2 separate regions of the Homo sapiens genome follow, and region 2 is linked to region 1. The links are chromatin contacts, found by Hi-C or POLR2A ChIA-PET in ENCODE. All regions are on one chromosome and are shown on one strand. Each heading gives the region's core, a stretch centred on a gene start or an enhancer-like site at or near the end of the contact. The rest is flanking DNA. Distances are from core to core; before and after follow the strand shown.

Region 1 (7,911 bases), core at 1,578-4,077:
ATAAGCTTGTTAGGGATGATATGACTATCACATTTTGGGAGATAGGATCTTAGCTTCAAATACTGCCATTATACTCTCAGCACAGGAGTGTGCTGAATGCTATGGGATATATAAGAAAAAGAGAATATATATTTGTACTTACATAAACATGAAAAAAAACAGAATTTGTATGGCTCAGCAGATAAAAGTTAGGTACTGCAAAGATTAATATCCATGGTCCTTCCAGCTCTAAAATTCTCCTCTCACTACTACTAAATTAAAGAGCCTCTTCACCTTCCTCCCTCTAGAATAGCTCCAAAAATTTTTTATTTCCTTTTATACCCCTCACCTCCACTCAAGGATATATACTCCTTCTCTCTAATCAAAAGACCCCAAAGTATTTCCTTTATACGTTTCCCAAGCATTCAAAACTATTCTAATCTAGAATCTAGCTCCAGAGTCAATTGTAAGCATTTTCTCTTTCACCTCTTTTCAAAGGGACTCTATAAATAGCTGGAGTCACTACCATCTGAAAATCCCACATATATTTTCCCTTCAGCGTATCTGTCTAGTATCCTGCATGGGCCATTTACCCTCATTCACCTAGGATTAGTCAAATTCTATCCTAACTTCAAAAATCAACTTTATTTGCTCCATAAAGCCTTTCAAATCACATGAATCTTCGTATTATTCATTTCGCCCTATTACACTATCTTAAAAAAGTCTTGCTTTTGAGATATCTACTCGACTAGAGTTTAAATCCTTATAAACAAGATGTATATCTTATCTACCTTTATAACTGTCACACACAAAACAGACGTTTATAATTGCCACACACAAAACAGAGGCTATTCAAAAATTATGTTCAACAGATAAATTGTAACTGAAGGAAATCTCCCATTCAATCATTGCAACAGTCACTTCTGAAGGATTTCCAAAAGGTTCCACATTTCTCCACTAGGAGCCATTCACTTCACAATAATTAGATTTAATTTAAACTTAACAACTAAATAATTGAAAGCCTTCATTTTGGAGGAAGAAACTTTGGCCTAGGGATGGTAAATGATTTAATTCATTCAATTTGCATTTACTGAACATCTATATATGACGCCCACTATATATTGGATATACAATAATTGTTAAGATATCACCACTTCATTCAAAGAACACACTGTCCGGCTATTATATTAATTATAAAGAAAGCAAAAGAAGCCAAAAAGGAGAAGGCACCTAACTGAAATCTCTCTTCATGGAACAAACCAAAGTGTGCTATCTTCCATCAGCATGGATTCCAAAAAAAACGGGTTACACAATATTTCACTTCTCATAGGAAGTAAAAAACTGACTTTTCTAGTCTTTATTCCACAAAGTTGAAAATGCAGTTGAAACGTGTTATATCACTACGTGGGGTATACTCACAGAGGAAAATAATTTAGACAAGATAAGGGTTTTATTAACCTAATCTGTGAAAAGCGGTGGCATTCCAGTAAAACGTTTTCGTTTTAGAGTTGGTAGTGATAAAACTACCAACCAAGTCATCTACTGGATATTCATTGAACTACATGAACAAATTAGGGCTGTTATGAACACATCCCAGTCATCAAGATAGTAACAACTTTTAATCCCATAAAAGGTCAACACACAAAACCCGTTTATATCCTTCCCAATTCTGAAATTTTTAATGTAATAAAGACTTAGGTCTACTAAGGCCACTTGTAAAATAGTAGTCTACCTTTTTAAATTACTTCAAAATCCTTCAATGAAACTGAAACTTGTTTTGTAGACTGTAACTATATATACTTTATTGTACACTCATGTATCATTCATTTGGTATTGATATACCTAAAATGTAAGGCTGTTACAGCAGCAATACCATCACCAGCGAACATACAATAAAAGCTGCATGCGCATACAACAGCAGGGAGCGTATTTCAATCCTGTATAAACATTAGGTTCAACAAAATGAATACACAAATATGTACATATACGATGATAGTGCTGTATGCAACTAAGAAACATCCTAAAACACTATAACCTAGAGTTATTTGTTAGGCAAATATGGTATCAGGTCGTTTCATTTTAAGTTCTCCATTTCCGAGTGGAAAACCGTGAAATCGTACTACCTCATCTATGAGCAATTTATTGACATGTATAGCATTCATAGCATAGCATTCACTGTAGTATTTCTCTCCTAATTCATTGCAGTATTTCACAAATCGTTTCTCAAACTCAAAAGTCCCAGTTTTGCAGGCATAAAGGCCCTACGAATACAGCCTATGACAATGAAGGCCTGCCAATCTTCACAAAGAGGGCAGGTTATTATTAACATCACCATCTTTTGTGAAAGCGTGCCCGGCCCTGAAGAACCACCTTCGATTTTGCACAAGGTGGTGGCCGCGCCTGTGCGACAATCAGACCTGGTTCATTCCAGCCGCCTTCGTCTAGGTTCGCCTGGTTCTGAAGTCTTCCGGGACGACCTCAAACCCCCACAGTGACCAGGATGCCGACAAAGATTCCCTCGGGAATGGCACGAGTCTTGGGGAAGAGCTAAGCAGACCCTAAGGGCCCAGGCCGGGCCGGACGCCAAGGCGAGGCCCGGGACGCCCTTGGAGGTTAATCCTCTAGATACTAAGGGCTGCGGGGCGCTTGGGGGCGGCACTGAGGTAGGGCGTGGGAGAAGACCGGGGTGACCTTTCCTCCGGGGGTTCCCAGGTCCGAGACGGTCCTTAAAGGACCTCAGAAGGATACGACAACCATCCCATGAGGCCCCACGGGAACCAGCTACTCACCCAGGGGCAGAAACAGCAAGAGCAAGTGCCCTCAGCCGGCCTCACACAGGAAGGAAACGCAACCTGGGAGAGAACGCTTCCGGCGGGAGGCGCGGCGCACTCCCTCCCACGGAGCATGCGCGACCCGCGGTCGCCGGCGCGGAGGGGGCGTGCTCCCAGGCTTAGAAACAGTGAGGGAGAGCAAATTCGCGCACCTGATGTCTGCTTAAGCTACCTGCTAGACTGAGACTTTCTGCGAAGCCGGCGTGTCTGCGAGCAGCACTCGCTAAGGCTCTGCGTTTAACAGACACTACCTTTGGGAAGGCGCTTATCACAAAAAGTCCCTGCCCTTCTCGCGGGCTCGGGGCGCAACCCTGACAAATCGGGCAGCCTTCTTGAGAGTGCAGAAATGCTCTGCGTACCCAGCAAATACATTCTCTCCTTCCCACCACTCTGTGCAAACCCTCACGCCGCGGCTTTGTGTCTGTACTTTAGCCAAAACGCAGAAGCTTATGGCCACCCTCCACTCCTCACCCCTCATCCCTCACCACCTGCCTTTCAATTCTCGGGTGAGCTCACCCTTCTCCCCCATCTCTGTGCTGACAAACACCTCGGGGTGGCGCCTGACAATCTTTCCGCGAAAAGATTTAGCAGCCCACGCCACCAGACTCGGTAGTTAGGACGGAATAGGGCATCTGGTAACAGATTTTGCATTTTGGTGATTTCCCTTTTTCTTTCACCCCTTTTCCTTTCCAGAACGAGCGACGTGACACAAGAGGTCCCAAGGGAGCAAACCTGAAAGCCAGAGCCTCCTGAATACACAAACTGCCGGTGGGCCAGATGACATTAGACACTCCTGAGATACGAGAAGCATCACTTCCTTCAGACAGAGTCGGTGAGACTATGATGTAATGAGAGTTCTCCCTGTGTTCCTCAGGAAGGCAGCTTGTGCCTTTCTACTTGAGGCATCATCTTTGATGGCTAAAGAATTCTGCAGCTTGGCCAGCGCGGTGGCTTACGCCTGTAATCCCAACACTTTGGGAGGCCGAAGCGAGAGGATCACTTGAGGTCAGGAATTCGAGACCAGCCTGGACAACATAATGAGAAATCGTCTCTACAAAAAAAAAAAAAAAAAAAAAAAAAAAACCACCTAAAAATTAGCTGGATTTGGTGGCGCATGTCTGTAGTCCCAGCTACTTGGGAGGCTGAGGTGGGAGAATCGCTTGAGCGTGGGAGATCACGGCTGCAGTGATCAAGCCACTCCACTCCAGCCTGGGCGACAGAGCAAGCCCCTGTCTCAATAATAATAACAATTTTGCAGCCTGATTGTTAACGAATGTTACTAGTTACAAACTTGTAATAATGTGGTGAAGATAATACCTAGTTAATGTCTGCTGGGGTGGGGCAATAAGCTTCTATGTGCTTTACATGCATAACCTAAATATCTCCCCCAAAATCCTCTAAAATAGCTATCATTTTCTCCGTTTTTACAAATGAGCAAATTTTAAAGCTTAAACCTTAGAGAAACTTTTCTAAGTTCATATACTTGGGAAATAAAGGCAACAATTTCATTGGAACATAGGTCTGTCTAATTCATACCTTGTACTTTACGTTTTCTCTTTGAGATGGTAATTTAATACCAGCTAAACTTTAAAATCTAGTTGAAAGTAAGACCATGAAATGCCAAAATCACAAGGCTTTAAAGGATGGGATGAAAGGGATGCATGAATGTTGAAAACTATGATTAAGTTCATGGACAGGAATCAGAATGGAATTGAATACACCCGTGCCTGTTTAGTATTTAAGGCTTTATATACGTGCATGCCTACATTCCTAATTTAAAAAAAAAATGGATGTGAAGCTAGGTTTGGGATTACTAGACTATTTAGAGAGATAGACCTTTGAGAAGAACGGAAAGATTATGAGACGAGGACAATGTTCATTAAAAACAAACAACAACAACAACAACAAAAAACAGAGGCTATCAGTGCTCAGCAGACTTTCAAGAGACTCTCCACTGGGTCCTTGGATGATCCCAAGCTGAATCATTGCTTGGGAGGCTCATGGACACATGGTTTGGCAGGGCTAAAAGGGGGAGGGTCACTAAAGGCAAGAAACAGGTTTTGTGCCCCAATAGGGTAATTATATCCACTGGTAAGGAAAATGAGCTGAGAAATTCAAGATAGTAATGGATTTTCATTCATTTACTGAGTGAAATTGGTTCAACTAAGAGCCTCACCTGCCCTCTTCTAAGGACCAGGGTGACCAGCCTACCCAGTTTCAGTTTGCATGAGACTAAAAGGTTTGCTGGGATATAAAACTGGCTGACAAAGTCTCAGGCAAATCATGAGTCACTCTACTAGAGACATCCTAAATGAATCCTACAATGAAATGGAGTTCCCAGTATGGTTACATCTAGTCTCAATTCATCTGCCTAATATTTGAGGGATGATTGCACAGGAAGGGAAACTGTTGAATAAAGTCACGAGGCTGACCATAAAGAGTCTACAAGCTCGAAAAGTGCTACACCTCACTCCCTTTCCAGTGGTTCAGCCACTGGAAACCAAATGCCTACACCTATATGTTTTGGACCTAATATTTTCATTTAGCAAATCCGTAAGAAACCTTCCATGTCTGGGCCTAAGACATCAAGTACATTCATTTTCAGCAATCATCAAATCAATGAGATTCTTCCAGAATACAGCAGAGTGAACATATGCTTTTCATTCCAGGATAGCTTTATATAATCCCTGGCAACACAAAATACCATATTTGGCCCACAGTAGGGGCTCAATAAATAATTCAATATATATAATATTAATCAGGAAATTAGAGCAGACTGTAGACTTTCTGGGCCTTTGCTCTTTGTTAGAATCAAGATATTAAAAAGAATTATTACTTTATTCTAGAAAGTTTTTGGGTTTTGTGTGTGTGTGTTTTCTGTATCAGTAACTCTTAAAATAGTTATGGCAGTTCTCCTCCAAGGTGCTGAATTTTCCACTTTTGTTATTAAATGGAGTGTAGCTAGTTTGCTCTGCAATCAAGGTTAATGCACTAGACACCTGGTGGGAAGAAAGGATTCCTTAAATTAGGTGTTCTTGGCTGGGCGCAGTGGCTCACGCTTGTAATCCCAGCACTTTGGGAGGCCGAGGCAGGTGGATCACCTGAGGTGAGGAGTTCAAGACCAGCCTGGCCAACATGGTGAAACCTTGTTTCTACTAAAAAAAAATACAAAAATTAGCTGGGTGTGGTGGCGGGCACCTGTAATCCCAGTTACTTGGGAGGCTGAGGCAGGAGAATCACTTGAATCCAGGAGGCAGAGGTTGCAGTGAGCCAAGATCATGCCACTGCACTCCAGCCTGGACAACAGAGTGAGATTCCATCTCAAAAAAAAAAATTAGGTGTTCTCAAATTTCACTGTATATAGATTAACTTGGACAACTTGGCAAAATGCAGATTCCTGGCTCCCAGTCTTCAGAGACTCCCGTTCAACTACTGTAGGTTTTGGCCTAGAAATCTGCATTTTACAGTAAGCATCTGGGCTCTCCGCCATGTGAGGATGCAGGAAGGTGTCTGTCTGCAAGCCAGGAAGGATACCCTCACCAGACAGAGTATATGCCAGTATATTGGATTTCCCACCCTCCAGAACTGGGAGAAATAAATTTCTGTTGTTTAAGCCTATCAGTAAATCAGTAAACAAACATCTGAGCTGATTGGGATATAGGTAGTTTTGGACTCTATTTTGAGAAATTCTGCCCTAGTGAATGAAGACTGTAGATGTATTTTTGCAAAAATCTCTACTACCTTAGCCTAAAAGGCCTATCTGGTCAGCTGAACCATTAACCCAGCTGGAATACATCAAGAAATCAAGGCAAGGAAGCCTCATGATGAGATTCAGGATAGAACGCCTTTGGAAGGAAAAACAAATCTGAAATCTTTGAATAAGTAAACACAGTAAACCTGACTCTATTCATTGCTCATTAGAAGTAATTCACTTGACAATGATTTAGAAAGAATAGAACTTCAACAAATAGGTAAAATTATATAACAGTAATTATGCCAGTATAATTCACTTGGTTACCTTTGTTCTTTTAAAAATATCATAAAAGGATAATTTCAATCATTATTTTTTAATTTTTTAAATCATGTCTTCTGAATCATATGAACCATTATTTTGACAAGGTAAATTAAGTAGAATGGATGGAGAAAGAAAAGTAAAGCAAGAATATGAAGCTATACCTGAAGCTGTACTTGAAGCTCCAATAGAAAGATAATATAGAACACAATGGAGTACTATTCAGCCATTTAAAAAAATGAGATCCTGTCATTTGCAACAACATGGACAGAACTGTAGGACATTATGTTGAGTGAAATAAGCCAGGCACAGAAAGACAAACTTTGCATGTTCTCACTCATTTGTGGGAGCTAAAAATTAAAACAGTTGAACTCATGGAGATAGAGGGTAGAATGATGGTTATCAGAGGCTGGGAAGAATAGTGGTGGGGGGTAGGAGGGAAGTGAGAATGGTAATGGGTACAAAAATACAGTTAGATAGAAAAAATAAGATCTAGTATTTGACAACACAGCAAGGTGACTACAGTCAACAGTAATTTATTGTGCATTTTTAAATAACTAAAAGAGTATAATTGGAATGTCTGTAACAAAGAAATGATAAATGCTTGAGGTAATGGATACCTCATTTACCCTGATGTGATTATAACACATTGTATGCCTGTATCAGCATATATCATGTAATCCATAGATACACACACCTACTATGTACCCATAAACTTTTTTAAAAAATGAAAAAAAAGCTAAACTAAAAAATAAAAATAAGAAAGAATAAGATAGAATCAAGGAAAAAATAATGGAAATTTAAAATTTCAAAAGATTGGAAGAAGTAGAAAGATGAATTGATAACTCCATTCTGTAAAAAGAAGAGAACTAAAAAAAAAAAAAGACAACAGCAAAGTTCAAAGAACATATTGCTGTAAATCTACTTTCCATGGTTTTATGTTTTTAAACTTTACACATAATTTTAAATGAGTGTATATAAAAAGAAGTTATATATAATTTTCTTGTGTTATCAGGGTAATACTAATCCACAATCTGCATTTCTACGTAACCTTTTTCTCAAGCAGCATTGCCAAGTGTACTTTTTAAA
Region 2 (7,911 bases), core at 1,846-4,345, 570 kb after region 1:
CCTGACATAGACTATTCTCTTATGTCCTTTATTGTCAAAGGTGTCTACTAAAGATAATTCTCAAAATAATTGTATAAGTTCATGTTTGTTGAGTGCTTACTATGTGCAAAGCTGTTTAAGTTCAGAGACTTTCTCAAGGTCAAACACTGGTAAATGAATTAACCATTATTTAGATGGTTAACAATGATATAGATAGTACTGTAGTTATAATTCCCATTTTACACATGAAAAAACTTAGGCTCAGAGAGGCTAAGTAATTCCTCAAAGCCACACAACCTAGGCTTTGCAGCCAGGAAGATGAGATTAAATCATGCTTAATTCCCTTACCAGTGTATGACCTTGGGAAAGGCTGTGAACTTCAATTTCTCTACACTATAAATTGAAAATTATAGTACTGACTATATCATAGGGTTGATTTCAATATTAGATTAATTACTATATAGAAAGCACTTAGAACAACTATAGCTCTAGTGTGGAGTAGTCAGAAATGGCCTGGAAGTTCATTTTTAGTAAAGAGATTAATAAAATAGTTTATTATGTACCAGGAGTTGATGGAGAACAGTTCCCAATTCAGCTGTCAATTTGAGCTTTTCGCTTATGAAATCTATGCTATTGAGTTGACGTTTGTTAAGGAAAAGAACCTAATGTCTGATAAACAGGCAAAAATTAACTATTACATTTAAATGTGACTATTGCAGATGTACTAAGTAGTTGAGAAAGCCAGTTGGGGTCATACTCACTTAGGCTTACACCTAGCTTTGCCTCCTTGTTAGCTGTGTGACCTTGGTCAAATCACTTAACCTTTCTGAGCTGAGGTACCCTCCTCTATAAAATGTGGATTTTAAGTAGGCTATTATAGAGGATGATGTGAGGATTTTAAAAGACCATGCATCAAAAGTACCTAAGATGAAGCCTGATTTAAGAATGAGCTCAGCAAATGCTAGCTCATTTCCTTGGATTAGCCTTTCTACACTGACCCAAGGCTTGCAAGGCAAAGCAAAACTAAATAAAAGCAAAATGAAGTTAAAAAGCCCAAACAAATAAAAACCAATTTGTTAATTGGGTGTTGGTGGATAAAAAGACTCTGAAAGTACATCCAGTCAAATTTGAATTTCAGGTAAACTATGAAATTATTTGTAGTATAAGTATATAAGTATGTAGTGTAAGTATCCCAAGCATTGCATGGGATATACTTACACTCACTAAATTCTTCACTGTTTATTCAAAATTCCAATTTAACTGGATGTCAGGTATTTCTATTTATTAAACCCGGCAGCCTAGACATGGTAGAATTTAGTAAGCCCAGACATGACAGACTCCTGAATAGCCAAGGCACAGAATTCAAAAGAGTCAAATGTGTTTCCAACTTGCTAACTGCAAAAGCATCAAGGAAAAGGTTGACCCCACCCTCTCTGTCTCTGCCAAGCAAAGAGCCCAGATGGGAAACCCCAGGTGAGTGATTTAGCCTCCTGTGCATACTCTATGGGATCCTGGTGCAGAGGTTGCTGGGAAAACCGTGGCAGCCTGCCCTAGGTTTTCCTTCGGGTGGGGCCCTGTGGTTATGGTGTGGTGACTCTTTGTCACGGTGCCCCTGCCACGCCCTGCTTAGTCCACCTGGTGGTTGGGGGTAGGGGAGAAGAGAAGTTACAGGCAGAAAAAAAGGACTTATCAATGTAACATATTTCTTAGGTGGTTTGTGCATTGCTGTTTGGGCTTGCAAAACTTTAATTATTACTTTGATGCAGAGTGGCTGCAGATTGTCACTGCCAGGCCTGATTTAATAGCCTGCTTGCACAAAGTCCGACAGAGATTGCTTTTGTTGCACTTTCTAACAGCTCGTGATGGTGGCTTTTTTACGTTAAGGAGGAAACTCTGTGGTTAAACTGTAGCCTAGGTATTTTTAGAGCCGTTACCATGTTAACCGAAATTTCGTACATTTCACCTGCAGGATATGCAGTCGTGCTTAGGGCCTTCCTTAAACTCTAACAAAAAATATAATTTAACAGTTGTTAATACTGTGCTTAGGACCAACTCCATGTTATCAGAAAAGCTACTGACCAAATACTGGACTGCTAAGAATCCTTTTTTTGGATGGGTGGTACTGTGCCATTAGAGAGTATTTTTTTTTCCTTGATATAAAACGAGTTGAAGGAACATAACCAAAAGGCTAAAATTGGTTAGTTCTAAAGGTCAGAGCCTGAAGGCAGTGACCCATTTGTTAATCATTAAGCTTTTCTAAGCCGTCTCTGACAGAATTCTGGCTTTCTGCCACTTCTCTGGTCATTTTAAACTGCAAATTCTTGTACTGTTTCAGTTTTTAAGTAGGTTTCAAAGGTTATGAGAAAGGCATAACTTGTTAGCTATTTTTCCTTATCAAACGTCTTTAGGGTTTTGGAAGGCAGAGCTGTTCTGTGTTAAGAGAATCCTCACAGCATACCCAGCCATACAGCATTTAAAGATGGACTCTTGGGTCCTCTGAAAAGGGTGGATTTCTAGCTATCATTCCCATGTTACTTAGTTTCCATAGATAAGCAGGATGTGAGGGCTGAGGACACCCACTTAGCCATTAGGTATTAGTTCCCAAATCACTGCTATCTCAGGGTAGTTGTCTCCAATAATCCCAGCACTGAAAGTTCAAAAAACAGGAGCAAAATAACCACAATGTATTTATCATCTTCTGTCATCAGTTATAAAGTGGAAGTACTTTAAAATATTTTGAATGCATTTTTGTAAAGCCCAGTGAGGTTCCAGTGCTATGACGTTTCATTGCCAGAAAACTCAATGCCAGTTTATGCTCTAGTCCATCTGAATAAAAAGTGATCTGTACACCCAAAACACATAAACAGAACTAAATTTTATGTAGCCAAGGGACATTAAGCTGCTAAAACATTTGCTTCAATATTGAACATGGAATAGCTGTCCTCTATTTCTCAAGGGAAAAAATATACAGTCAAACCTTGCTTATCCATAACCCAAACTTCCGGAAGCCTTAAGTATTTGGAACTGCTCCAAACCCAGAAGAGGGGAGGAGTGAGAGGAATAGAGTGGGGGTGGGAGAAGTGGGGAGCAGAGAGAGACAGAGAATGAACTAGCGGAAAGCAAGCAAGTCAGCTTTTAGAAGTAGACCTGAAGCCCTAGCAACACTGAAAAGAGACCTGGAGCTTACATCTGATTGGCTTTCCAGCCAGAAGGAATAGAGAGCTCTGATTGGCTGGTGATGATGTCTCCAAATAACCAGCCTTTTTCAGGAAAGCAAATTTATGTGGCAGAAAGGACAAGAGACAGAAGAAGCACGCAAGAAGAAAAGCGAGGAGAACAGAGCAAAAAAAAAAAAAAAAAAAAAAGGAAGATTATTTGTTACAGTGGTGGAGACTGAGACAAAAATGAGAATAACAAGCCTATTTACGTAACTGCTTACAGTTTACAAAGTGCTTTTACATGTAATCATTGATATTGTCTTTACAAAGACCTGCAGGGCTCCCAGAAGTTAAATGGCATGCCCCAGGTCACCCAGCTAGTAAGAAAAATAGTGCATGTCTTCTGGCTAAAAATCTAACACTTTTGATATGGAGCAGGTGTTGTGGAGATAATGATTTAGAGTTGTCCTGTAGGACAGAGGGAAGCAAATGCTCTGACAGCAGAAAAGAAAATCAGAAGGCACGTCAGCCTGTAGTTTAGCGGGCAATGCAGACAGGAGTGAAGGGCTCCCTGTTCTTCACGACCACACACCTTGAAAACATAGATATAGGAAACATCTCTGTGGGTATTTGGAAGGGGAGATGGTTGTGGTACAAATGAAACCTATGTCTAGAGGGCTCAGAGGGCAGTCCTGAATATATTTCCCTGGGGTGTATCACAGTCGCCTTTCATTTAACACGTAGAAGTTGGATACCTAATTATTCCTTCCATCTATCCTTGAAAGCTGTTCCTTCCTCAGGCTTAGTCGACAACATAACCATTCACCCAGTTGCTCAAGCTAAGAACCTGTAAGTCATCTTTGTCTTAATTTTCTTTCCATGTTTAATTTATCAGCAAGTCCTGTAGATTCTACTTCTAAAACACACCTTGAATAAGGCTACTCTGTTCATCTCCATAATCACCATTGTTTTCTCCTTCTGAGCCACTGCAATAACTTGCTATTTGGTTTCAATACTTTCTGGCACCCTGTCTTCCCCAGCTCTTGCCTCCTTCCCTTGAAATCCATTCTCTGGACTATGCCATCCTGCTTAAAACATGCCTGAGAATAATTCAAAATCCTTCCCAGGATCTGGCCCCAGTTTAATTTGCCTCACTCTGCCTAGGACTCACTGTTCTAGCTATGGAGGCCTCCTTTTTGTTATCAGAACACAGCACAGTCTTTCCAGCTGAAGAGACTTAAATATTTTGCTGGTCCCTGTCTCCATGTTATCACATGGCTAGCTCTTTCTCCTATCTCATGCTATCTACACAGACAGTCCTACTCTCACAAGCTGTGTGAGAGTTCCCTTCATTCTCATAGAACCTTTTTATTAACTTTCTGTGACCTCTCAAACTGAAATTACTTATGTTTTTATTTGATTCCTTGTTTATCATCGTCTTTTTATATGACTTCCCCCTACTAGTAATCAAACTCCATTAAGACAAGGATCAGGTCAATTGCCCTCATCACTGTATCCCCAGAGCTTACAACGTGGTACACAGGAGATACTCAATAACTATGTGTCGAATGAATAAGTGAATAAATATCAGGGAATTAACATACCCTACATGTTACATAGTACCATGCATCAGTGGAGCCATGGATATGAGACACTGTGTTTCCTGTTTGTAACCTGTTATTTGTTAATTCCTGTCAGAGTTGAGAGCTCTGATAGTAGCTGCCATCATCTGGGGAGTTCTATGGAATCTTGCCACCATGAGTTCTGGAAAAGGGAATCTGTTTGTGTTGGGACTTGAGGGATGGTATAAATTAACTCCCAAGGTTTATTAGTAGTAAACAATTAAAATCCACCCTGAAATTGGAGCTTTACTAAAGATGGCTATTTTGTAGCATGTAGGAAATTACGATATTGGTTTACCTCCTAGGATTCAAAAAGCATTCATTCTCTTTTGGAGCCAGAAAAGGAGAGGTATGTCTCCTAACAGAACTGTGCTGGGTTTTTTTTTGTTATTGTTGTTTTCTTTTTTTGACAGTCTGTGGAGCTCACACATTGGCCATAATAAAGCCTGCTATCTATTTTTGATTTGTCAAAGTTGTGCTTGAGAGTGATTAACATACCCTTAGCAAAATGAATCATTCTATAGAGATTTAAAAGTCACGATGGAATAAATATCTTGGTCAAAGGTATTGCTGCTTTAATTACATTCATTTGTTTCAATATTTCGGTTTTAGGGATTTCTTAACTGAGTTGTTAAGGATCCTTTTAGGGATTTCTTAACTGAGTTGTTAAGGATCCTTTTGAAAGTGAAGTTTACCATGGTGCCCTCTGGTGGAATGAAATTCGCACAGTTTTTAAAGCTAAAGCCCTATCTAGTGAGAATGCATACAGAAATAAAAGGAGCAACATTAAATACAAATGTCCAAAAACTATAAGCAGGGTACTCTTGCTATTGGGGGACTACAAGATATACCTGCCTCAGAATATTTACAGATTCAGGGATAGGGCATGTAGTTGCTATAAAGGAAGAGCAATGACATAAATACATACAATTCCAAATCCATTAGAAAATGAGGGCCAGAAGCCACAGCATTTCATATCATCTGGCAACACTGACACTGACTAATTAGGTATTATATTGAGAAAGTCAGAAGAAGGTGATGGCAATTACAGCATTTGCAACAATATTCATAAATAGCTAGGAACACAAGGGGGAAATACAATTTGGTTGTGGTCTATCAAGAACCAGTGGATATTCATTTGATAGGACTTTTGTAATTAGGCTCACCATCAAAGCTGATAAAATCATCAAAATGGTAAGTGTCCCAGTGTTGGTTCCTTGAAACTGTGTTGTGACCAGACTTAGTGACTCCTTGATAAAGCAGCTTTCACGTGTCTTCACAAGGAAATAAAGTGAAAGTCTCTGGGACGCTATCTGGGTCACACACCACAGGGATCCTGCTCAGAGGATTTAGAACATTGGACCAGCTCACTAAGGAAAGATGTCAAGGCCCTTCTTTGAGGACCTAAGGAAGTTTTTAATATTCGTTCGTCTGAATGCACTAAATAAAACTCTCATTCCAAATAAGATAAAAGAGGGGAAAAAAGTGTTTGAGCATCCAATCCCCCAAAGTGTCTGCAAATTATTTAGTATTATTTCAGTACTCAAACTTCCTGAAAGGTGGAATGTGGGGCAGAGGAGTAGTGAGCAGGGACCATAGCACACATGCATTTAGTCAGCTTGTTGGTTTTCTTATTGGGGACCTTTCTTTGAAACTTGGTGCACCTCAGATTTTAAAAAACCCAAAGCCAAAAAACAACTAACAGCTGGCTCTTCTAAAGCAGTGGCTCTCAGAGGAATGGTACTGCCTTCTAGGGGATATTTTGGAAGTTTATGAGGGCCATTTTTCTTGGGAAGGGTGTCTCAAAGTATAAATTATTATGGGACTGTTAACTGACATTCAGTGGGTAGTAGTCAGGGAGGTAAGGGGAAGTTCCATATCATGTTAGATTTTACTGTCCCACCAACTATTCATGTAGATTTTTAAAAAATCTGTATGTAATGATTTAAGCCTAGGACCAAATTCAATCTTACATAAAAAATTAAATATTTCTTTTCATGGTTTTAATAGACACCTAATTTCCCATAAATGCAAATCCAATGTAAACTAACTGAAGACTATACTTTGTTTCATTTGAACCTTACTGAGAATTGTTAATCATTTTTGAAAATTATAATATCAATATCCATGGCACATATGACATTTGAATCCTCTGAAAATATAACTGCAATAATTTGTAACATCCCAATTCAAAGTGATTATACAAACAGGTGTGTCTGATTATGTCTTCCAGTGTAGTTGTCCCCAAGCATTTTCAATTATTATTATGATATTCCTTTCTTCTTCTTTAAATTACAATTAGGCAATCATATTAGTAATTTTAAAATAATGTGTACTGGCCAGGAATAGTGGCTCATGCCTGTAATCCCAGCACTTTGGGAGTTCCGAGGCCGGTGGATCACAAGGTCAAGAGGCCGAGACCATCCTGGCCAACATGGTGAAACCCCATCTCTACTAAAAATACAAAAATTAGCCGGGCATGGTGGTAGGCACCTGTAGTCCCAGCTACTTGGGAGGCTGAGGCAGGAGAATTGCTTGAACCCAGGAGGTGGAGGTTGCAGTAAGCCAAGGTCGCGCCACTGCACTCCAGCCTGGCGACAGAGCGAGACTCCGTCTAAAAAACAAAAAAATGTCTTGGTAGGTTATGTTATCCATGAATTTCATTTTAGAATAGTTAGAGATGTTATTAAAAATATTTGTTATTAAAAGAGGACATGGGGTGATAATGAAAATGGCAAAATAAGGGACTCTGAAAACCCTCTCCTCCATACAAGCAATAAAAATACTGGCAAAAATTGTCAGTGTAAACTTTTTCAGAACTCTGGAAATTAATCAAAGACTAGCAGAAATCAGGTAAGCTTTTATTTAAAAAAATGGCTGAATGTCAGTAAAAACTAAGCTTTTTTGTCTTTTACTCTGCTCTTTTCTCATTCTCCCTCCCCTGCCCCCAGCTCTGCAATAACCTGGGAAACCAACAACTTGCAATCATGATAAACACTGGCAGTCTGGCAGCCCCCGGAGGGGATAGAACAGGGTTAGCGCTCTCTCCAAACTCCATTTCCAGAGAACTATCATTATTTGACCTGTCTGATGGTTCCCTGAAATATTCCACTCATAATATTGTCTCTATGTGACTTGACTTAGAGTTCACC

The links. Hi-C counts contacts between places; a loop is a spot of excess contacts on that map. ChIA-PET counts read pairs that join two places held with the same protein, here RNA polymerase II (POLR2A). Pooled maps may share reads with other maps.
Region 2: a loop to region 1 is called in a map of OCI-LY7, with 11 times the contacts of the local background. The contact joins the enhancer-like site here to the promoter of ATAD1 in region 1. A Hi-C loop is called at or near these places in 7 of 168 maps with a recorded cell type or tissue (B cell, CD4-positive, alpha-beta memory T cell, CD8-positive, alpha-beta T cell and 3 more), 21 of 37 single-sample maps with no recorded cell type and 16 of 50 pooled maps. POLR2A ChIA-PET finds 5 or more read pairs at or near these places in 13 of 52 experiments (CD4-positive, alpha-beta T cell, CD4-positive, alpha-beta memory T cell, GM12878 and 9 more).

The regions. Positions count from the first base shown.
Region 1 is chr10:87,815,399-87,823,309 of GRCh38, forward strand. It overlaps ATAD1 (ATPase family AAA domain containing 1), which reads right to left and starts at 2,828. Exons shown (of 10, transcript NM_001321967.2): 1 at 2,769-2,828. It also overlaps the pseudogene CFL1P1. RefSeq lists a silencer at 2,926-2,975.
Region 2 is chr10:88,384,181-88,392,091 of GRCh38, forward strand. All of the region lies in intron 4 of RNLS (renalase, FAD dependent amine oxidase), which reads right to left. Among named protein-coding and RNA genes, the nearest start is that of RNLS, 200 kb to the right of the region's middle. Within about 2 kb of position 3,096, at least 19 of the 41 ENCODE cell types and tissues checked have a DNase peak (open chromatin) inside an H3K27ac peak, as active enhancers do; they include B cell, CD4-positive, alpha-beta T cell, CD8-positive, alpha-beta T cell and 2 more, where a contact is called at or near this core.